Linked DNA regions of Mus musculus: regions 1 and 3 are each linked to region 2. Evidence: chromatin loops called from intact Hi-C (ENCODE). Cell type or tissue: gastrocnemius. All regions are shown on one strand.

What was found. Hi-C counts contacts between places; a loop is a spot of excess contacts. Peaks named below come from ENCODE experiments on the same cell type or tissue, not always from the same donor. Only the 100,000 strongest peaks of a DNase experiment are listed, where the experiment ranks them.
Region 1: a loop joins it to region 2, with 5 times the contacts of the local background. A loop is called at or near these places in 16 of 42 quality-filtered maps.
Region 3: a loop joins it to region 2, with 4 times the contacts of the local background. A loop is called at or near these places in 6 of 42 quality-filtered maps.

Annotation. Positions count from the first base shown.
Region 1 is chr14:54,936,558-54,944,557 of GRCm38, forward strand. It overlaps Cmtm5 (CKLF-like MARVEL transmembrane domain containing 5), which reads left to right. Exons shown (of 5, transcript NM_026066.2): 1 at 1-226; 2 at 1,338-1,490; 3 at 2,025-2,117; 4 at 2,295-2,379; 5 at 2,476-2,720. The coding sequence starts at 101. The coding sequence ends at 2,489. Myh6 (myosin, heavy polypeptide 6, cardiac muscle, alpha) reads right to left here. Exons shown (of 39, transcript NM_001164171.1): 36 at 7,721-7,996; 37 at 6,591-6,686; 38 at 5,796-5,930; 39 at 5,364-5,444. The coding sequence ends at 5,424. Among named protein-coding and RNA genes, the nearest start is that of Cmtm5, 4.1 kb to the left of the region's middle. In gastrocnemius, a CTCF peak has its summit at 3,033 (motif pointing left); a DNase peak (open chromatin) is centred at 3,019; H3K4me3 peaks cover 396 bases; H3K27ac peaks cover 470 bases.
Region 2 is chr14:54,839,024-54,847,023 of GRCm38, forward strand. It overlaps Rnf212b (ring finger protein 212B), which reads left to right. Exons shown (of 15, transcript NM_001370899.1): 6 at 202-262; 7 at 1,244-1,272; 8 at 2,860-2,906; 9 at 3,116-3,158; 10 at 3,326-3,386; 11 at 3,764-3,812. Among named protein-coding and RNA genes, the nearest start is that of Homez, 21 kb to the right of the region's middle. In gastrocnemius, a CTCF peak has its summit at 4,575 (motif pointing right); no DNase peak of the experiment used is centred here; H3K4me3 peaks cover 985 bases; H3K27ac peaks cover 769 bases.
Region 3 is chr14:55,076,076-55,084,075 of GRCm38, forward strand. The region is part of intron 1 of Zfhx2 (zinc finger homeobox 2); the gene reads right to left. Among named protein-coding and RNA genes, the nearest start is that of Zfhx2, 12 kb to the right of the region's middle. In gastrocnemius, a CTCF peak has its summit at 3,386 (motif pointing left); DNase peaks (open chromatin) are centred at 324, 1,067, 1,897, 2,616 and 4 more places; H3K4me3 peaks cover 728 bases; H3K27ac peaks cover 464 bases.

The sequences.
Region 1 (8,000 bases), 98 kb after region 2:
TTCAGGCTCCTGTCTGCTTCTCTAACCAGATTTCTGTTTCCCTTCCTGGGCTGCTGGGAATCTGGTGAGGGAGAGTCTGTGTCCCGTGAGCCTCACAGAGATGTTCAGTGCTTGGGATCGCCGGGAACGGCCCCCAGAGGAAGGAGCAGCTGCAGGGCTCCAGGGCTTCGGAGTGGACAAGACCTTCCTGTCTTCCCTCAAAGGCATCCTGCTGGAAACTGAGCTGGTAACAGCTGCCTTCCCCAACCTCGTGCCCCCACCTCTCCCATCCCAGCCCCCTGGCATGACTCTGGGCTGGCCTCCTGTGCTCACCATTTTCCACCCCCCTTCTCAGGTTTTCTGTCGTTCCACTCACAGGCTTTACCTCCTGCAACTCCCAGCTTTCCGGCCGCTTCTCTATCTGGAGGCAGTCTTAGCATGCATCATTCACCGCAAGACGGAAGTTAGATGGAAAGATAGCTTTCGAGGATACTGAGGGAGTGAGCTGGGGTGAGGGTGGGAAGAGGAAGAGGAAGCACAGGAAGAAGGCCAGTCTGTTTCCCTCCAGCTTCTAGGAAGGCTACTTCTTTTTTTTTTTTTTTTTTTTTTTTTTTTTTTTTTTCCATTTTTTATTAGGTATTTCGCTCATTTACATTTGCAATGCTATACCAAAAGTCCCCCATAGCCACCCACCCCCTCTCCCCTACCCACCCACTCCCCTTTTATGGCCCTGGCGTTCCCCTGTACTGGGGCATATAAAGTTTGCGTGTCCAATGGGCCGGAAGGCTACTTCTTGACATGTCTAAGTTTAAGTATCCAAGAGGGCAGATCTCCGGCAGCCACACTTTATCTGTCAGTAGTGGCCCATTGCCATCTAGTCTCAGGCTTGCCCTGGTTACTGAGCAAGATCACAGTGCTCACCCAGGCTGTCGTTCCTATCTGCCGGTCTATAAGTTAGCAAGATCCTGCCTTCTAAGCCTCTCTCAGCATGGAATCTGCTCTTGGCATCTGACTTTTAGCCATCAGGAATAGGGAAAGCTTTGTAGGGCAGAGGTACTGTGGGCTGGTGTGTACCTTGTGTTCTGTGTCCCCCGGGGACTTCCCTGGGGCTCTGCGGATACCAAACTGATGGAGTTGCTGAGATTCCTGGGATAGCAGGAGTGGGAGGATGGAGATGCCCTTGATGGTCCCTGACACTAGGGATGAGTCACTTCTGTGTCTTCACTGAGAACTCTTCCTTCTCAGTGAGGCTGGGGTAGAAGTACCAGCTGAGAAGAGGAGCCCCCTAACCACAGGCAAACCATGGCCTGGCCTACGCATGTGTCTCCTCAGAAAGCTCCCCGTACTTGGTCCTGCAGGCCCTGACCTTCATCATCTTCATTTGCTTCACGGCCTCCATCTCTGCCTACATGGCTGCAGCGTTGCTAGAGTTCCTCATCACACTGGCCTTCCTCTTCCTCTGCGCCACGCAGTACTACCAGCGCTTCGATAGGCTCAACTGGCCTTGTCTGGTGAGGAACGTTGCCTCTCCCACCCCCATCCTGGTCTCTTCCTTCTCCTTGTTTGCCCAATTTTCCTATAGCCCTGTGACTCCCCTTCATTTCTACAACTGAGCTGTGCTTTGACTCGCGTTGTGTCCTGTGCTCAGACGTGAATTTTTGACACCCATGAGTGTGCCCTTGTCAAGGGGGATTGTCAAGGAGTATGTACAGACCTTAGACCTGTCCTCCCACACATAAAAGGCCTAGCTCAGTCCCGCTCCATGTGGTCTGTTTCCTGGTCTCCCCTCTGCCTCCTGGTTGATCTAGATTTATCTGCTTCCATCCTCTCTGGGTAAGGTTCTGAGCTCACTTCCTTGGAAATATTTGACATGTCCGGAGGCATCCTTGGGCAGGAATTCAGTCTCCGAGGAGCAGACAGGAAAATAGGCAGGAATTCAGTCTCTGAGGGCCAGATAGGGAAAGCTGACTAGTTTGGAAGATCTCCAGGTAATGATCCCTTCCAGCATCCTCCGAACCATCTTCCCCCTGCCTCTGGCTCCCCAGGACTTCCTCCGGTGTCTCAGCGCCATCGTCATCTTCCTGGTGGTCTCCTTTGCTGCTGTGACCTCGAGGGAGGGAGCTGCCATTGCTGCTTTTGTGAGTTCATTCCTACAGCACTCTCCAGCACCCAGGACTTGAGGCTGGCATTGGCACATTTCTGGTGCCTAAAACAAATCGTATGCCCGCTCATACATCATTCTGTCACTTCTGGTCCCCATTCTCCCTCTCCTAGTCTGATGGCCTCTGCTGCCCCACCCCCATCCCTCTCCATAGGTTTTTGGCATCATCCTGGTCTCCGTCTTTGCCTATGATGCATTCAAGATCTACCGAACTGAGCTGATGCCCAGTACCACTGAGGGTGAGTTGTCTGTGCCCTGAGAGAGGAGATGTCCCTACCTCTTGTCCCAGATACCACAGGCATACATGGTTTCCCTGCCTTGCTGCCTCTCCACAGGGGACCAGCAGTGATTCCAGGGTTACCTGGCTCCCACGACCAGACACAAGGAACCGTGGAGCCCATCTTTGTCATCTTTGAATTCACCGAACCCCAAGTACCCACCATCTATATTCCACGTTTTCAGAGATGTGCGCTTGAGAAGTCCCAGGCACCTGTGGGAACTGGTGAAGTTCTGGAGGCTGGGGCAGGTTGTTGCTGGGCCTCCAAGTTACTCCCAAATTAAAAAAAAAAAAATCAAATCCTAGTGGTGGGTCTTCTTCCTTATACAGACTAGGAAGCCAAAGAGTTATTCATGGGAGCGTGCTTTAGAGAGCCAAGATCCCTCTGTGGGGTGAGGTGGGGCGGCTTAGATAGAGGAAACTGAAACTTTTGCACCTCAGCCCGACACATCAGAGGAATGTGAGATTACCAAAATGCTATATGCCAGGCTGTTCGGGAGTGAGATGTCTAGGCCTTCCTGATCTACCAAGCAACAGTCTAACACACCTGTTAGACACCGGCTACAGCCCTTTTCTGGGGTTTGTGTAGAGCTCCCCCTTGTGGTATGGGGAGGGCTGGGCAGCAGACCATAGTGGAGAGGAGTGCCAAAGGTCTTAGGAGAAATTCCTAAAATACCAGCACCTGAAAGAAAAGTCCTTAGGTGTGAGCTGGTCACGTGCCCTCATTCTACGGGAAAGAAACCTGGGGCTTAACTGTGGGGGAAGTGGCCTCCTGGAGGCAAAGCTGGCTCCAGAACATCTTGACCTTGGAACAGTACTGTCTTGATCCTTTTTTGAGTCCTTTTGAAGCTCTGAAAACAAGGGGCCCATCCCTTTGCCAGTGTGCCCCCTTCCTAGCTTGCCACATTCTCAGAACACGTTTGCTGAGTGTTTCCTGTCTGCAGAGCCTATGCTCAGGACCGGAGATTTAGAGGTGACGGTTGGGCCTGAAAGGGCAAATCGACTTGGAAAGGAGTTTGAGACAGAAAGGGCCTGGTCCCTGATAGTCTACCTCCCCACCTGGCTGGAGGGACCCACCATGGTTCATCTGTGTGGCTCCGTTCCAGCTGACTTCTTGCCCCCTCTCTTTAATGCTTTACTCTTCTGAAATGCCTTTCCTCCTTCCAATGAGCCTTTCTGTCGCGGGCTCTGGCTGCGAGCTCTGACTGTCCCCCAGATCTTGAACTTGGGGGAATGTGACATGCTTTCCTGTGATGACTATACTTCTCTTAGTTGATTTTCCTGCCTTCTGTTTCCTCTCTTCCTATCGTTGTGTTCTGTTACACCATCGGGCCTGGCAGTCATTCCAGGGAAGGAGCCTACTGGACTTTGGGTTTCTCTGGATTCTGTTCATGGTTCTCCGGCTTCCTGCATAGTCTATGCTTGAGTCTAGATGATTGACTGCCCTTGGTCAGGAGGATGGAGGTAGGGTGGGCAGAGTCTCAGAGGAGAGATGGAAAGGCTGGGCTGGGGAAGTGGGGAGAAGATTGTAGGTTTTAAAGGGTAGAAAAGGGTCTGGAAAACCTTGTCCAAATGCCCAGAGGACGGCAAGGTTTGCTTTCCAGCCAGAGATCTCAGCTCCATCCCTGAGCACCTGTGTGTCTAGTCCTCCAAGGGGAGAGAGACAGAGAGAGAGAGAGACAGAGAGAGACAGACAGATAGAGACAGAGACAGACAGAGACAGACATAGAGAAAGACACAGAGAGAGAGAGAGACAGATATAGAGAAAGACACACAGAGACAGAGAGACAGAAACAGAGAGAGACAGACATAGAGAAAGATACAGAGATAGAGAGAGACATACACAGAGACATAGAGAGACAGACAGAGACAGACATTGAGAAAGACACACAGAGAGGCAGAGAGACAGAGAGAAAGACACAGACAGATAGACAGACATAGAGAGACACACACAGAAACACACAGAGAGGCACACAGATAGACAGATAGACAGAGAGACAGACACAGAGAGACATAGACACACACACAGACACACATACAGACACACACATACACACACACACACACACACACACACAGAGAGAGAGAGAGGAAAGAGAGAGTTGGACTTGTGCCTAGCTGTGGGTCTGTCCATGCACCTATGTATGTCCATGTGAAGGATACAAAATGAAGACTGTCCCCATTTGGTCCATACCCCATATTGCTTTGGGCTTGGCATCATCTGGTCCCTGAGTCCTGGAATGTCCTCATGGTGAGGCCAGACTCACAGAGCTAGGGCAGATGTTGGGGTGGGAAGATGTACCCTGTGGGCTCCATCTAAGGAGCTGGGTCGAGTGTGGTCTCAGCTGTTTCCTGGGTGTCCCACAGCAGTTTCCTGTGCATCCATCCCCAGCAGTGCAGAGACTCTTTGGGTACCAGTGGAAAGATCATCTTGGAGAGAACACATGGCCCGGGGCAACTTTAATTTCTGCCAGCTAAGAGGACGAGCTGGGGAAGGTTGGCTTCCAGCTCGTCAGCAAACTTCCATCCCCCTGGATCTGACTTGGCTCGCTTTCAGTGCCTCTGTTCTTTGGACTCATTGAGGGGTTGTTGTTTTCTTGTCTTTGAGGTGAGCTCTCACGCTACCCAGGCTGGCTTTAAACTTGCCTTCTAGCTGAGCCTGCCTCTTGCCTCCACCTCCCATCTGAGGCTTGGCCATCCCTCACACCTGGATTTGTTTCCCCCACGTTTGGAAAGTTTCCCTTTCTATACTTGCACAACGACCAAGTGGAGCTGGGGCTGTAGCTGTGCTGCCTGAGGCAAGACACCTCACTTCTCTCTCGGCTTCCACAGACCATGGGGTGCTTCAGATCTTACAGCTCTGACAGTCCCTGCTGTGGCCACCCTCCTCCTGGACCACCAAAATTCCCACCCCAGAGAGACGCTTGGTAGGAAGGACAGGGTGCAGGCAGAGTCGAACGTTTATGTTTATTGTGGATTGGCCACAGCGAGGGTCTGCTGGAGAGGTTATTCCTCGTCGTGCATCTTCTGCTGAGAAAGGAGTAAGAGATGTGAGGTCAGTGGGTACGATGGCCTGGGGAGGAATTTCTAGGGATTTCAGTGGCTCTAATAAAATGCCCTTGGGAAGGGAGGGGTTGAACCTCAGCAGTCTTGAAGTCTCATGATATCAGTGCTTGTAGTTTAGAACACAGATCTGGGGCCCACTTCAAGTGGGAGAGTGGACTCTCAGGTTACAGGTGTCTGTGGGACCCTTCGGTTGTATGTATGCCTATTCTATGTCTAAATGCACATGGGATACACACGTAGCTGTTCAGAGCATCATGCTTGCAGGGGCATCCTGATGAGCGCGTGACTAGCAGTTCCAAGGGAGGAACTCACCTTGGCACCAATGTCCCGGCTCTTGGCCCGCAGCTTGTTGACCTGGGACTCGGCGATGTCCGCCCTCTCCTCCGCCTCATCCAGCTCGTGCTGCACCTTGCGGAACTTGGACAGGTTGGTGTTGGCCTGCTCCTCCTATGAGCCGGTAAAGGGGGTAAAGGGGAGGGGAGACTCGGGTGAGGAGAACTCTGGGATGGGCTCTCAGGTTCTCCTGGTCCATGTCCCTCAGCCACTCCTCACTCAGTTTCTGCAACAGCCTTCCCAGGGATGTCCTGTTTGGCACTCTCCTCAAACGTGCTCAGTGTTCAAGACCCGTCATCGCTACCCACTGCCCGGAATGAACCTGTGCTGCCCTGCGTGCTCTGAGAATCCACATCCACTGCATCTATTCCAGTTGTGCCTCAGACAGATGCCTGCAGACTTGGGGGTTTTCTGCACATCTGGGCTCATCCACACCACACCCACATGTTCCTGTCCACCCAAGTGTCTTCTTTTACCCTGGGTTCCTATCCAGGCTCAACGCCAACTCTTGGCCCCTTGCTGTCCTGCATCTCAATGCTCTTCCTTAGTCTTATGGTATATGGACTGTAATTAACTAGTGGACAGATGTAGGGCAGGAACAGCACTGATCTTTGGACCTTAGGGTGCTAGATACAATTCTGATCATACTTGAAGAATAAATGTCTGAGCTGATGGTTGGAGCAGACTCTGGTCTCAGCCCCACTGTGGCAAATGCTCACTGGTTCTCACTAGCAGGTGTGCGGATAAAAGACGGAGACGAAACTCTGAACTCACCGCCTCCTCAGCCTGGCGCTTGTAGGCCTTCACCTTCAACTGTAGCTTGTCCACCAGGTCCTGCAGCCGCATTAAGTTCTTCTTGTCTTCCTCTGTCTGAAGGTGGGTGGGAGGGATGGAGGAGCCAGTTTTGGGGAGAGAAGCAATTGTGGTTATCAGTCCCTCCTCCCTTACTCTATTCCTCTCGCCAGGCCTCAGAGGCCTCACCCTCCGGTGGCTCAGGTCAAGGGGTCGTAGGACGAAAGGATTTTTCAGTTAGAGAATCACAAATTAATGAGTGTCTGGGTGCTGGAAATGAGGGGAGGTTCTCAGAGCCACTGGGAACTTCAATTTATTTATTTATTTGTTTATTTTTATTTGCATTGGTGTTTTGCCTGCATGTATGTCTGTGTGAGGGTGTCTGACTCTGGGATCACAGACAGTTGTGAGCTGCCATGTGGGTGCTGGGAATTGAACCCGGGTTCACTGAAAGAGCCGTGAGTGCTCTTAATCACTGAGCCATTTCTTCAAACTCCCTGCCACTCCCAGGAACCTCTTACTATGGTCATATGGAGACAGAGGGTCTGCCTGGTAAATAGAGTTTCCCTTGCAGTAACGTGGGCAATTTCAGCCAGTGGTTCAAAGTGATCATAAGAGGAATAGTACAGAAAGCTGGTGTTATCACCATCTAGATTATTCTATCTAACATAGCCCAATATTCTGGCACCTTCTCCTGAGCCAGAATTTGGGCAGCAGGGTCTGTGGCTCCAGTGCCCCTTGGTCATTCCTGTCTCCATGTCATTTAATGTTCTAAGATACCATTGCCCCTTAGTCCACAATAGATCTGCAATCTCTACCATGTGCCTCTTGTACACCCTCTTAGGTGGACCAATGCACCAATCCCCTTAGGCTTCTCCTCCCAGACACTGAAAATAGCCAATCTCCACTATACAGATGGCATTCTCAGACACTCTGTGATGGTGCCCTAAGGCCTAGGTGTCCCATCAGAGAAACTGCAGCTAGCATCGAAAGGTACTGGTGTGAAGTGGTGCCTGGCATTAGTGAGTGATGGCACAGCACACCAGAGCCCTGTTTGCGCCCACAGGTGGGCTTGTAAAGCCATTGCTCCATCCTGATCAGCCCTGCCCAACCTGGTAGGTGAGCTCCTTGATGCGCCGCTCGCTCTTCCTCATGCCCTTCACCGACTCTGCATTGCGCTTCTGCTCAGCCTCCAGCTCATTCTCCAGCTCCCGGACCCGGGCCTCCAGCTTCTGCAGCTGCTTCTTGCCGCCCTTGAGGGCGATCTGCTCTGCCTCGTCCAGACGGTGCTGCAAGTCCTTGATGGTCTGCTCCATGTTCTTCTTCATGCGCTCCAGGTGGGCGCTGGTGTCCTGCTCCTTCTTCAGCTCCTCAGCCATCATTGCGGCCTGT
Region 2 (8,000 bases):
AGTCATACCAAATACCTGCTTATTTTGTTCACTTGTTTTTACCATCAAACCCTGCCATTTTCTCCCTGAGTCACCAGATCCTTGATGAAAGCTCCTTGTATAGCTGCAAAAACCTCTCAGTAAGCAGTAACTAAGATGTTGATAATAGTAATAATTTTTATCATAGTGACCTGGACCTGATTGTTTCCATCTTTTGCCTAGAGAGCTATCAGCCTTAAGAAAGGAGAATGGAGAACTGAAGAAAATTCTAGACATCCTAAAGGTGAATGAAATAGATTTTATTTTATTTTTTACATGTTTTGGTTTTGGTTTCTAGAGATCAAATTCCAGGTCTTTCACATGCTCGATAAATGACCAGTTACTGAGCCACATCCCCAGTGTTCTCACTGTGTAGTCCAGGCTGGCTTCAGACTCAGAATCCTCTGTCCCAGTCTCCTGTGGTCCAGGACTACCACCCTATCACCATCCCCAGTTGAAGGAGACTCTTCATTATTATTTTACTTGCTACCTTGTCCCTTTCTAGATGGCTACATAGAACAGTGCTTCCCAGAAGGATATAGAAGACTTTGGAGGGTTGAAAGCATCAATAGTTAGCACATTTTGACCATTCTGAGATGTCAGCGAGTCGTGCTATTACTGATGAGAATCCCTCATTAAGAAATGTATTTCACCTTAACATTTCTTTTGAAGAAGTCCAGAATACCTCAAGATCTTTTCCTTGTTTGTTTGTTTGAGATTGAGTCTAGAATACCCTCAGCTTTGAACTCTTTTTTTCAAGGCCTGTTTAATATTATTGCTGGTGTATGTATGTGTGTAAGATGTATGATGTGTATGTGATGTGTGCATGAGTGCAGTTGTCTGTCAGAGGGTACCTTTAAGGAAGCAGTTTCTCTTTCCACGGTAGGAATGAGAGATCAATGCAGTCAGGTCTAGCAGGCGTTTTTCCCAACTGAGCCCTCTTACTGAGCTGGCTAGCCTGGACTCCTGAGTTTCTTGCCTCCCTTCCTCAGTACTGAGACTACATGTATGTGCTGTATGCCTAGCTCCCCGGTATGAGTTTACAAAAAGAAACGAAATTTTTATTCTCTCAAAGCTAATAATTTTCTAAGGAAACAGTTTTTTGTCCTTCTGTTGGCAGCCTTAGCTAAGGGAGTTTGCAGGTAAATTATCTAACAAATCAGTCTAAAATGTACTAATTAGAACCCTTAATTATAGCTTCCCTTACTTCATTTTCCACCTACAGGGATCTCCAAGCTGCTACTATGGAAGCAGGTGGGTTTCTAACACACTAGCCCTCTATCTTGAAATCTTCTGATTTGTTCTCCAAAACATTTCCAGTTTTATAATTGTATATAAGTATATGATGATATGCCACATGTGTACTGTATGTAATGAACAATTTATGATATCTGGCATTTCTCTCTTCTTAACCCTTAGCCATTTTCTTCTGTTGGGAAGCTTTTGGCTAGTTTTTCTTGATTCCTAGTTGTGTGACTCCATGATGGATAAAATGGTTAATGAATTGATCATTTACTTTCCTGAGTCTCTGACAGAAGTGAAATATTTTTGTCTTATTTTTTGTGGTACTGGGGGCTAGGGTCTTGCAAGTACTTTGCCACTGAGCTAGTGTACTCAAGAGCACCCCCTATTTTATGGAGAGGGGACTCTCACTATGTAGCCCTAGCCATCCTGGAACTTATGGAGATCTGGAGTGCTGGGATTAAAGGTACATACCACCATGGCTCCTCACCCCACCCTTCCAGTCCTCTTTTTACTAAACAGCCTCACAAAGTTACCTAGTTTGGTTTTGAACTAGTGATCTTGACTCAGCGTCCTAAGTAACTAGAATTACATGTGCCACCATGCTCAGCTCTGAAGTGAAATATTGATTGTAATGCCCACCCTTGATTATTGTCTTATACATTTCTACTAATCCTTCAAGAATCCAACATATATTACTTTCTCCATAATGACTTTATCAAATGGAGTTGGAATTTGTTCATTCAATAAATATTCATTCAGCAATACTACTAAGTACTGTGACTGTGCACAACAGCAGACAGACAGTCTGTGCCCTACCAACTACTAAATATTTTTAATGGTGAATGTATTAAAAAGACATAGCACTCCTGAAGTTACAGAGGTTACTATCAGTATTTCAATTTTTTTATTTTTATATATGCATTATAATACACAACCATTGTTGTGCTTGGATTTGCTTGGTTTTTCCTTTGTGGTCCTGGCAAGTCAAATCTCAAGGCTTACTAAGGAAGCACTCTACCACTGGATGGTATCTATCCAGGCCTGAGTCTTACCTTCTCTCTTAGTAGCCTGTGAATCACTCATAGCTAATTGTTTTAGTCTTAAGGTATAGAACATAGATATGTTTGTTGAATGGCTAGCTAGCTGGCTGGATGAATGGATGAATGGATGGATGAATGAATGAATGAATGAATGAATGAGTAGATGTAAAGTTGAGAAATTTGGTAAGATGCTAGTGTAAGAAGGAAGAAAGAAAAGACTCCAGAATTAGTCTATGAGAAAGTAGAGGAAGGTTCCACTGGGGAAATGGAGAGTAAAGGGGCCTCACAAGGTCCCTTGACTTCTGAATGCTGTGGCAATGGCTTTACTGCAGTGGAGGAAGTACTCTATGCTTAGAGGAGAAGCTGCTGTTCCATTCTTTCTTTCTTTTCTAGACATAGATGCTCAGAAATGAACTGGGGTCCCTGCTCTAACCACTCAGCCTTTTCTCCAGCTTCAAAGCTACTGTTTTTATAATCAATGACTGATTGACTCTCTAGTGTGACCTCTAATTCTGATCCATGCGATCAAAGCTGCCTTCTTTTTGTTTTCTTGTAGGTTAACCACACCTCGACCCGTGGGTATTACTTCCCCATCACAGTCAGGTGAAAAACAAAAACTAATTCTTTCCAGATATCTGTGTGAGACGAGTAAATATCTTTTCCTCATATGGAAGTTGTTTTTTTCCTCAGAGACTATAACATGATTTTGCTAACTTTACATGATATAGCCAGATAACCGCTCAAAGCAAATTAGCCAGATGAGGCAGAGTATATACTAACGGCAATTTTCCCTACACTTTGTGCTCTTTCAGTTGCTCCACGACCCAGTTCCCACCATAGCAGCCAAGTAGTCAGGTGAGTAGAAAGCCTATTATTGAACATTGTAACTGTTAACAAAGTTGGAAGATGAATGAGGTGGCTCGAAGTGGAACTGAAGAGAATTACTGCCAAGTCAATGTAACACCCATTTTTGTGTTTGTTTTTGTTTTGTTTGCATTCTTGTTTTGTCTCATTTTATGTAGTCGCTCTTCTTCTATGGAGTCCATCCCTTACACAGTGGCTGGCATGGGTCACGTGGAACAGGTAAGTAATGATCATATTATTTTTCTATATTAAGGTTTCTAATGCTTACTAAAAGCAAGGCTGTAATTCAATAATCTTACATTTATATTGGTTTTGGCACATCTTTTCATGCCATATGGAGCCTATTTTGGATACTCAATATTAGAAAATGACACAGAATTAACAGTGGTGACTGTAGTGTAAGTGTTCAAGAATTGAATGCACAGTATCTGCCACAGGCATTTTTGAAGTAAAAGAGCATAGGTCCCTCTTAAGACCAATTCACACAATGTGAGAGAATAATACATGTGTGAATGAATTGTTACTGAGAAACAATGGGGAGCTGGGAATATAGAAAACCAGGGTAGAGTCATTAATGGTCATTATTTTTCTGTCAGGGAAGCAGAGGTCTGCACGTAAGGAGCACTCCTGGAGACTCTTACACTGGTGAGAGAGGGTAGGGGAAGTATCTGAAGTCTGTATGTTCTGCCAGATACCAGAAATTTCTAGTGTCCTATGCATAATATAATGCTGTTTTAATTTTTTCCTGAAAAGAAAATGATTCCAGGTAGTCAACCATGGATTACAGTTTTTCAAGTAATGTTTTTTGTTTTTTGTTTTTTCTGAAACAGGGAGGGAGAAAATAAAAAGTTGACGATAGCCATTGAAAACCTGATCAAAGGCATGGCTCAGTGGGTAACAGCCTTCTAATCCAAGTCTGGTTCCCCCAACAAACAGAAAGATGGAGAGATGGCTCAGTGGTTAAGAGCACTGGCTGTTCTTCCAGAGGATCCAGATTCAATTCCCAGCACCCACATGGCAGCTCACAACTGTCTGTAACTCCTGTTCCAGGGCAACCAACATCTTCACACAGACATACATGCAGGCAAAAAGACCAATGCCCATAAAATAAAAATAAATAAATAATTTTTAAAAAGATGGAAGGAGAGAAACAACTAAAAAGTTTTCTGGTCTTCACATGTGTACCATAGCACAACAGTCTCTCAGTCTCCCTCTCCCTCTCTCCCTCTCCCTCCCCCACTCCCCCTCCCCCTCCCCCTCCCCCATCCTTCTACCTCTCTACCTCTCTCTGTCTCTATCTTTCTCTACCTCTACTTAAAAAAAAACAAAAACAAAAACAAAAAAACCCAAAAACCTCTGATCAGAATAACTTAAGCAGTTTGAATTTTCAAAATTGCCACAAGATGGCAGTAGAAATTAAGTCTAAAAGGAAAGCTAACAAACTGAATGTCTTCTGTACGATGTGATTTATTTCTGCTTTCCTGCACCATGACACACATGTGAAGGTCAGGAAAAACTGTGGAGTCACTTCTCTCCGTCCACGTTTGTGTGGGTTCCAGGGATCAAACTCAGGCCATTCGGTTTGAGCAAGTGCTTTACTACTCAGCCATCTCACTAGCACATAAAGTAGCAGCTTATAACCTGAAAGGTGTTTGCTTGTTTTCTTACTCTGCATTAAAGGTAAAACATGGGCTTTGTTTGTAGTAACAATGTTTTTAAAGTCTTGTTTTGTCTGTTACTAGTGCAGCCACTAGGGTTTTCTTGTTTGCTTTCTTCATGGAAGGCCCTGTGTATAATGGGCTGGGGATTGAATCTGGGGACTCAAGCATACTCCCACTGAGATAAATTCACAGTCTTTTTCTTCTTTCCTTCCTCCCTTCTCTCTTTCCTTGCTTGCTTTCTGCTTTCCTTCATTTTTTTCTTCTTTTCAATCAGTGCTGGAGATCAAATGCATACTCAGCAAATGTCTACCACTGTGCTCTATTCCCAGCTTGTTTTGATTTTATGTAAATTTTTCTTCTAACTTAGTATGTGTACACATGACTGCATACCAAACCATGGCATCTATGTGGACGTAAGAAGACAACTTTGTGGAGCTGGTTCTCTTCCTCCCTTAGGTGGTTTCTAGGGGTTGGATCTGGGTCTCCAGCTTACGTAGCATTAGCTCTGATTTTCTGCTTTTTAATTGGAAACTTTAACACATTTATAATTGCTCTAATTGCTAATAAGAAAAAACTGCCATTTTGCTATTTCTTTTATAAATGTCATCATTTTGTTGTTAATTCCTTTATTACTGCCTTCCTTTGTGTTAAGTTGATTGTTTTCTAGTGTAGCACTTTAGATCTCATTATGTCCTTTACCATATTCAAAACTGTTTTGAGATTACAGCTAACATAATTTATAAAAACCTGGTTTAAGTTAGTACCACATTTAACATCAATACTTACCAAAATGTCATAGTTTTGTTAAATTATATACTCAGCAACACAAATTTTAAGTTACTGCATTATACAATTGTCTTTTAAATCTGATGGGGAGAAGCTACCAAGAAAAATGCACTTAAACTGTCTTTTGTTGTATTTACCTATATAATTACCTTTTCTGCATTTGAGTTACTAATTAGTGTCCTTTCATTTCAGCCTGAAAGACTCCATTTAGTATTTCTTATAAGGCAAGTTTGAGAGTGATAAGTTCACTGTCTAAATTTTTGTTTATATAGGAATATTTTAATTCCTCCTTCAGTTTTGAAAGATCGTATTATTGGATATAAGTTTCCTTCTGGTTGATAATCTTTGGGAACTTGGAGTGTTCTCTAGTCCCTGGTGTGTCTGATGAGAAAGTCAACGCTAATCTTGCTGAGTATTATTTGTGATGAGTGACTTCTCTCTTGCTACTTTTAAGACTCTTTGCCAGGGAGAGGGCACGTGGCCCAGCTGGTAGAATGCATAGGTGACATAAAGCCATGACTTGATCACCAGTAAAGTGGATTTTTGTCTTTTATGTAGTCCAGAGGTTAACTTTGGATATCTTCCTCAATTACTACCCGCCTCACTTTAAAACATGATTATTAGCTGGGTATGCTAGCACACACCTTTAATCCCAGCACTTTGAGGCAGAGGCAGGTTGATTTCTGAGTTCCAGGCCAGCCTGATCTACATAGAATTCCAGGATAACCAAAGATACATAGAAAGACTCTGTCTCAACACCTGCCCCCAAGGAAAATGTTTTAATTACGTTTACTAATTTATTTAGTGTGTATATGTATGTGGGTACAAATGAGCCACAGTGTCCGTGTAGAAGTCAAAGGACAACTTTTTTTTTTTTAAAGATTTACTTATTTATTATATGTAAGTACACTGTGGCTGTCTTCAGACACTCCAGAAGAGGGAGTCAGATCTTGTTACAGATGGCTGTGAGCCACCATGTGGTTGCTGGGATTTGAACTCTGGACCTTCGGAAGAACAGTCGGGTGCTCTTACCCACTGAGCCATCTCACCAGCCCCCAAAGGACAACTTTTGAGAACTGGTTCTCTCCTTCTACCATGTGGGTTCTGGGGATTTGACTCCAATCATCAGAGTTGGTACCAAGTGCTTTACCCATTGAGCCATCTTACCAGCCCAGTCACCTTAATTCCTTCCTTCCTTCCTTCCTTCCTTCCTTCCTTCCTTCCTTCCTTCCTTCCTTCCTTCCTTCCTTTTCTTCCCCTCTCTCTTTCTTTCTTCCTCCTCCTTTTTTTTTTTTTTGAAACAGGGTTTTACTATGTATCCTGGAACATACTCTATAGACCAGACTGGCCTCAAACTCCAAAGATCCACCTGCCTCTGCCTCCCCAGCACTGTGATCAAAGTATTCACTACCATGCCCAAATTTTTAAAAATTTATTTGATAATTTCCTACTTATGAAAATACTTGTGTATCTTGATCATACATATGTATCTACCCTCAATCACCTCACTCCTTCCTCCCACTTTCATGTTCTTTTTAAAAATACATATAACCAAGCTGATGAGATGACTCAGCAGATAAGAGCACTGACTGCTCTTCCAAAGGTCCTGAGTTCAAATCCCAGCAACCACATGGTGGCTCACAAACACCCATAATGAGATCTGATGCCCTCTTCTGGTATTTCTGAAGAGAGCTACAGTGTATTTATGTATAATAATAAATCTTTAAAAAATACATATAATCCACTGGGTCCAATTAGCCCTGCCAATATGAACATAGGCAACCTACCTGCCATATCCCCAAAGAAAAATAATGCCCCTTCAATTGCCAAGAACTCCTCAGCTGGGATGACGTTTCCTAGTCCTTCCCACTCCCTGTCCATAGTGGAGTTGTTTACAGGTATCATCCTGTTCAGGTAACCATTGCTGTTGGAAGTTGATAAATGCAACACAACAGCATGTCCTCCCCACTCTCAGGGTCTTAGATTTTTTCATTCCATCTTCCTTAGTGTTTCCTGAACCTTGTGCAGCTCCATTTTAATTTGTTAGACAAGGTCTCTCATTTAAGCTTGCCATTTCTGCTAGACTGCCTGGTTCAAAATCCTAGGGATCCAACTATCTCTCGTCCCCTCCAGTGACAGGGTTACAAGCTCACACTACAATGCCATGCCTGGGATGGGTCCTGGGGTTCCAAACCCAGGTCCTCAAGTTTACATAGCAAGCCCTTTACTAGCTGAGCCATCCCTCCTCCCCTACCTCCACAGTACTAGTTCTTTCTTGTATAATTTTCTTTCTTGATTGGATAAAGCACTATTCTCATCCTTTCTTTTAGCATGTTAATATAAGGGAGGAGTGGGGCAGAAGGGACTCTAGTGCTAGAGCACACAT
Region 3 (8,000 bases), 240 kb after region 2:
ACACACGTGGAGACCAGAGAACAACTTGTGGGGGTCAGTTCTCTCCTTTTACCATGTGGGTCCCGGGGATGGAGCTTAGGTTGTCATGGCTTGGCAGCAAGCACCTTATCACTGTGCCATCTTGTTAACCCTCATAATTGTCTCTAAACATGCAGCCCATATTACAGTCTACTTAAAAGCCCAGTAGTGCTTTCTCATCACATGCAATAAAATCGAGACTCCTTTCCCTGATCTGCAAAGGCCTGTAGCTCCCAGAACGTCTGCTTTTTTCTCCCAGTTTTAACCCACTGGCAGCTAGCCAGCCTTCCCGCCTCTGTCTTTCTGCCCACAACACCCTTTCGCTCTTTTTCTTGGTCCTTCCTGTCTCTCACACAAGCCAACTTCATCCCTTGGTCCTTGCCCAAGTGTTCAGCCTGCTGGGGAATCCCTGACATTCCCGTCACCCCCCAGACCACCTGCTCAGACTTCTCACTGGCTAGTGAAAGATTTTTTTTCTGGCTAATTCTTCTAAGAGAGCCTGTCTGTTTTCTTAGCTCTCTACGATTACACAGACATTCCAGTTCACACATAACCCAGGCTATAGCCTTAAGTTCAGCTAGTTGAGAGTAACCCTGAATCCTCCTGCCTCTACTCTCCAAGGTATGTGCTGTCATGCTAATGAATGAGTCCTGGGGAAGATCCCCAGGTCCAGCCCCTCCGCAAAGTCTTTTTGCTTTTCTTGGCACGAACCTTTCTCCACTGTATTCCAGATCCAGACTAGTAGGGACGTGCCAAGTTTAAGGAAGTTCTTTGGCTAGTTGGAAGACAGTAGCTCGCTCCTTTGTAGCCCTCTCTACTCTCCAAATTGAAGATACAAATATTAGTAACAAGTCCTAGTAATAATGGTACTAGCAGCTGTTCAAGTATTTATAGCGTGGTCTTGGCACCAGCTAAAGGACTTATCAGGGTCTCACTGCATTGCACAGCATTCTCAAAGGTTACTGATAGTAACTGGGCTCCAAAATGGGGGAACAGCTTAGCACACAGTAGGGCTGCTTAGCATGCAAGCAGTCCTGGGCTCAGTTCCCAGCTCTGCATCAGTTGGGGGCTGGGGGTAGGTTCATGCTTGTAATTCCAGTACTCGGGCAGTAGAGGCAGGAGGATCAGAAGTCCTGCCTACACAGCAAGTTCAAGACTAGCCTAGGATACATGAGACCCTGTAGAGTTAGAGGGGGTTAGGAGCGGGGAGGGAGGTTGGTTTGTGTGTGGGAGGAGCTGTCAGGCCTTCTTCAAAATTATCAGTTCCCCATGAATCCATCTAACTCCTCTTTCTCTCTGAATCAACAACAATCTCTAATGATAAACTGTCTAACATTCAGGCCACACTGGTTCAGAGAAAGGGCGAGGGGGTGGCCTCTTACTCCTTGGGCCGTCCTTAACCCTCATCTCCAGAGTCCCAGATTTGATATGGGTCCTTGGTCCAGGAGCCTGGTTGCTTTCCCACTTCCCTCTTCCCTCCTGCCCCTGGGAATCCAGCTTGGCCTGAGTCAGAACCTTCAAGAACCTTGAGGGGCAGAACTAGCATGCTAATGAGATGCAAATAAGTACCTGGAAATCAAAGGAAAATGACGAATCTGGGTGGGGCTGGGGGTGGAGCCCTAGCATTGATGGAGAAAGGCATTCCTTCTGAGGATCCTTGGTGGGACAGAGGATGCTAAGTTTGTTGGTTTGTGAGGGTTCAGTCATTTCCACAGGCTGGGCCCCACTAGATAGGGAGAGCTGAGGGTTGACATGGTGGGCCCTTTAACTCACCTGCCGGGGCAGCAGACGAGCCCCGCTTACAAGCATTCAGCTCCCTCTTGGCTCTCCACTCACAGTGCTACATCACAGCTCAGAGGCAGCCTGAATAGGACCCGACCCTGGAGTAACTCCCAGATTCCCGCTCTCTCTAAAGCTTAATTCTCCTACTAGAAAAGGACTGCTGGGTTGCTAAGTAGAAACCAAAGGGGCTCAGCTTTTGGCCAGCTTGTGGGTGAGACCCGTAACACAGCCGGGTAGGTCAGCTGGTGGCTTATTTAAAATTGCAAATCTCTTCCCTACCTCCCAGCCTATCCCTCCTCTTCAGGAGAGAATTTCCATTGCAAATTTATCTCTCCCCTACCTATTTCCCTCGTCCCTTTCTCCGAAGTTTCTCCCACCGCGCACTAGCGATTAGACTTTTGTGGCCAGGGTGTTCCCCACTTTTAATCCTTCTGCCTCCCGCTTCTGACTTCCCCCTCTGAAGCTCTAAGCCCCCTTTTTGTTTTGCCCTTCTTGCCTTGAACTGTTGATGGCACGAAAGCCTCTAAAAAATCGGGGCTCATCTACCTGCTATCCCTAGCCAAGATTCTCAGTCACCCCTGTCCCACAGCCATTTCTTCCTGTGGTTCCCAGCATTTCTTAAGAGCAGCTCTCCCGTGGGCCTGGTCTCACAGGAGGGTAGAGGCAGAAGGCAGCCGCCACAGACCATGACATTACAGCTCAGAAGGAATTGGAGCGAAGGCGGCTGGTGTTCTGGAGGTGGGGGACAGTAGAGGAAAGGGCTGGGCCTCCGCAGAGCAGGCAGTGGCAGCCGTGTGATTAGAGCGGAGATTGATGTGAAGGGGCGCCACAGACCGCAGAGCGAGTCAATAAAACCGGAGGATCGCATTAGAGGCGACAGGGAGAGCTTTAAATTACAAGGCTGCTGCCACCACGGGGAATGGAAGGAGGGAGCCCTGGAGCCTAGGGAGGGCGGAGAGTTCTGAGGGTGCAGTCGCCCCGAAAGATGGATGGATCGACAGCTCTAAAGCGGCCCTCAGTCCTGGGAGCTCCCTCGTGGCCTTCCATTCTTCCCTCCCGTCCCAGCTCCTCACTAGGGTGAGGTGGAGAGGAAGGGATAAGGCAAGGCTGTGGAGAAACAGGCTTTTCGTTCTGGGAACTGTCTCCTTCCCCCTTCCGCCAGGTTTTCCTGTCTGCCTGTTACTCAAGAGAGGGAAGCCTGGGAGTGCTTTCAAGGCTCGACAGGAACTGCTGTCCCGCAAACAGAAGGCAGTCATAATTACTGACCTGAAGAGTAAGGCATATATGTACACACACACACACACACACACATATATCAGGAGGCAGAAACTGAAAGGCTTGAATTTGAGGTTCAGCATACAAGTGGAAGATCTTTAAGGTAGTCTTTGAGACCCTGTAGGATGGGAAACTGACAGACAACTAGAGAAGTCCTGGAGCCAGGGGGCAAGGGCAGAGCATGGAAATGGAGTTAGAGGCGCCACAGAATTTGAAGCCACGGTGGCCCAGGGTGTTTCCCTCCAAGCCCCACCTGGATCAGATTAGGAGAAGCACCACTGCCCCCTGCTGGTCACAGAGGGAACACCACCAAGCCCCAGCTCTGCAAACCGAATAAACAAAACCTGCCCCCCTCCATTTCCTCAGGCCCAGTGAAGGGCAAAAGATTTTGTGGCAACAGCTTGGGCACCAAGACTCTACCAGCCCTGAGCTTTACATCTTCAAGTGTAAGAGACCAAAGTCATGCTGGCCCGGGCCCTCACCAGCACTCAACCTTGCTTATCCAGACTACTTCCTCACGTGGAAACCTGGGAGTAATGGGGTGAGGGCCATAAGGGCAATCAATATACAGAGTGCATGGCCTGGGTGTCAGTGAGGGCCATGCTCTACCCCCTGCTTGGCCATCCCCTCCCTCGGGGCAGAGCACAGTGTTTGGAAGGAGGCTGGCATTCCTCCTGCTCCGCCTCTCAATGGGGCCAGGTTCACACCTAGTCCTCCCACCATTTACTGCTTTGCTTGGCGATTATCCCTCTTTGCCCCTCCTCTAAAGCCCAGGCTGGCAGTAGATTACCCATGATCCTCCTGCCTCAGCTGATAGGTCGAGATTCCCTAGGAGGTTGGCAGAACTCAAGCCTTACTTACTTGGCCTTGGTTTATTGTTCTGCTGCTGGCGATTGAACCGGGGGTCTTGCATATGCTGGACGAGGCTTTACCTCTGAGCTCCTCACTCAGCTCTTGGCTGCTGGGTCTGGAGACACTCATCACCTCAGAGCAAAAGGAGGATGTTTCCCCGGCTCACACGCAGGCTAGGGAAGCAGCTAATACTGAGCCCAAACTGGTATGGCCTCCCCCTGCAGCATTTACATTCCCTTTGGATCTGGAGTCACAGGCAGTTGTGAATCACTAGACATGGGTGCTGGGAACTGGGACCTCACAAGAGCAGTAAGTGATCTCAACGGGCCGGGCAATCCCAGCACTTGGGAGGCAGAGGCAGGTGGATGTCTGAGTTCGAGGCCAACCTGGTCTACAAAGTGAGTTCCAGGACAGCCAAGGCTACACAGAGAAACCCTGTCTCGAAAAACCAAAAAAAAAAAAAAAAAAAAGTGATCTCAATGGCTGAGCCATTTCCCCCGCCCCCCTTTTCCCCTTTGAGACTCGGTCTCATAATGTAGCCCTGGTAAGTCTAGAACTCTCTCTGAAGACCAGGTTTGTCTTTGAACTCAAAGTGATCCTCCTGCCTCTGCAGCCCTAGTACTGGAATTAAAGGTGTGTGCTACCATATCCAAACAGTCCTTTGATCTTATTTTTTTTTTTAAGAAAATATCGATCTTCTAAAAATAATTTTTATTTACTCTGTGTGTGTATGCAGCACACAGGCACTCATTGTGGGTCAACAGGCTTGGGCACAGGTCCTGTGCCTTTATGGACCGAACCATACTACTTTCTGGTCCCTCTAGTGCTTTGAGATGGGATCTGACGAAGCTGCTTAGGATGGCCTTGAACTCTGGAGCCCAAGCAAACCAAAACACCTGTGCTACACCCACTTTAGCCTTCCAAGTGTCGAAGATGACAGGCCGGTGCCATTAGGCCCAGATTCCCTTACATTTAAAATAATAATAATAGTAATAATAATAATTCTCTCTCTCTCTCTCTCTCTCTCACACACACACACACACACACACAATCTTACCTTGAGTTTAAAAGGAAAATTGCAATGCACTATCCCAGAGTCCATTTTGATTCTACCTCTCCTACTGACCTCTCTCCATCCTCATGAATATTTAGGAAGTGCTTACTTTGTGTAAGATTAATTTTGTGAGCACTGAGGAAAGTGAAATAAGCAAGCAGAAGAAATGCCACAGAGGACAAAGAGAGAGACAGTTAAGGCTGGGAAAGAAGGGGCCCAGGAGTGAGGAGGAGCCGGCAATGGATCGTGATTTGCATATGTAAATACTACAGTCTTGCAGGCTGGGTGGTTCGACGTCCCTAGAGAGAGGAAGACTACCAGGAGGCTATTTTATTCCTTGCAAGATGCTTAAGGTGGACTTGAGGGGACCCGGTAGGTTGTGAGGAGAAAAAGGGAAGACTCAGAGAAAGATGGAGGTGGGTGGTAAGGAGCTGGGTGAAGCCACACACACTAATATGCGTATGGGTTTCTAGGCATGTTCACTGCTAGCAGAGGTGGGTGTCCATCACTGAGTTCAAGGACAAACCTGGTCTTCAGAGTTTTAGACTTATCAGGGCTACATGATGAGACCAGAGCATCCTGCCCAGGCATTTTGTTTGATGACTAGACATTAGATGTCCGAGGGTGGTAGCATAAGACTGCTTTGGTTAAATAGGAGTGTTTAACCATTTTAAAAAACTACTTATTATATATATGTGTGTGAGGTTGCTCGAGGGAGCCAGAAAAGGGGACATCAGACTCCCCCCCGGGAGTGGGAGATCTAGGCAGTTGTAAGCTGCCCAATGCAGGTACCAGGAACTGAACTCTGGAAGAACAGCAACTGCTGGGCTTGAACCCCTGTGAGACTTAGAGCTTAGAGCAGCCTGTGTTCCACGAGCCTCAGGCTTGGATGGTTGCGTGAAGGCAGCTCAGAACCTTTCTTTTGTAGGAGCACTTGGAAGTGAAGGGGCAGAGGCTGATCTGCCTTAAATCTGGACTCACCATCTTATTTGATCTAGGCACAGGCTATCCCCGGAGGATTCTCTGAATTTGGAGGACTACCACAGTAAGGTCTGTTAAGTGTCCCTGGTTCTCCAATTTGATGTGAGCTTCTATGATGTAATGATGTCATTTTAATACTATTGTAGCAGCCTTGCCTATGATCCCAGCTACTGGGAGACTGAGACAGGAGGATTATAAGCTTGAGAATGTCTGGGCTACAGACTGTGGGGCCCTGTCTTAAAATAACAAGTGCCAAGCGGTATATGCATGTAATCCCAGCACTCCAGAGTTGGAAACAGAAGGGCCGGGAGTTCAAAGCCAACCTTGGCTATACAGAGTTACAAAGGGATCTGGCTTACAGCTCAGTAGTAAAAACATTTGCCTAGCATGTGTGAAGCCCTGGATTAACCCCAAATACTACTAAACAGACAAACAAACATGAATAAATAAATCATATTAGAACAACTATTGCAGTTTGAACATCTCTATTCTAAAAATTCAAAGTATAGGCTAAATGTATACCGTAGTGGAGTGTTTGCCTCATATGCACAAGGCCTTGGGTTAATATTCAGCACTGAAAGACATAAACAGATTAAACCCTCCTGGGCTTGGTGGCTCATGCTTATAACCCCAGCATTCAGGAGGAGCAGGATAGCCGTGAGCTGGGGACACCCTGAGTTTGATAGTGAGGTTAAGCTAGCCTGGGCTACAGAGTAGTAGGACCTGTCTCAAACAAAGAAATAGGAACCCAAAAGGGAAAGTCCAAAATGTTTTAAAATTAATTTTGAGCAGCAATATGATCCTTGTACTTTATACACCCTATCTATGTTTACAAATCATAGACATAAATAACACAGGTACACTCAAATATTGTAGGAAACTTGCCATTTCCCTAGGGGGCTGTGGAGATGGCAAAATGGTTAAGAACACTTGCTATCCTTCCAGAGGGTCCCAGCATCCACATGGCTGCTACAATCCTCTGTAACTAGCTCCAGGGAACCCAACACACGGATCCCATACATGGACACAGAGGCAGATGAACCCCAATGAGTTTAAGGATAGCCTGGTTTACGCAAACCAGGGTTACATAAGTGAGACCTGTCTTGAAAAACAAAACAAACTTCCAAAACTTAAAAAAAAAAAAAAAACAAAAAAAAAACCCCAAATCCCCTGACTACAATGTTAGGTAACTAGATAGGCATGAGCAGGTGAGCAGGCCTGGGGGCTTCTGACGATGGACTCCATCTCCCATTCCCTTATGGAAGGGTGGAGGGAGCACTTTGTTAAGGGCCACACAGAGGAAAGCTAATTCTCCCTGGTTAGAGGAATGGAATCTGAGTTCTTCTCTGGCCCGTGGTGGAGAGGAAACATTCTGGTTTGCTTTAAATACTAGGACACCACATGCAACTGCCCTCTCCCTTTACAGTTAATCCAACCTAGCCAGACAGTCGCTTAGCCAGGATGCCCCTCCCTTAACCAGGATACCTCTGATTCGCCTGAAGACAAGTGAAGGAAATGGAGAGAGAACTTTCCCTTTAAGGAGACTCCTTAGGTCTCATAAGCCTCTCTATTGTGCAGTTGTTGCACAGGTTCATGGTTCATCCGACTGTGTTCCTGAGTTCTGGCTCAAAAGTCTAACTTTCTTTTCTCCTTCCAGTCTTTTCTTGGGTACTTGCCAGGATGCTAAGCAGGCTTGCTCTAGCTCTCCCCGCTCTCTGGCTGATTTCTCTGAAGTCTTCTAACATCTGCGGCTCCCTGCAGACCTATGGCTGATCTATGTAACTCAAAATGCACAATTTTCTTTCTTTCCTGTCTTTCTCTTAAAGCTACTCGAATTCCAATTTGCCTGTCTTGTTATTTTCTCATATTTTAATAAAACGGCCCTCAAGCTTCCTTTAAGGCCATTACAAAATTTTTTCTTTCTTCCCCAAAGACAGAATCTTACTGTGTAGCGTTGGCTGACCTGGAACTCCAAATGCAGATCAGGCTGGTCTTGAACTCCTGGAGATCCAGTCTGCTTCTGCCTCCTGATGGCTGG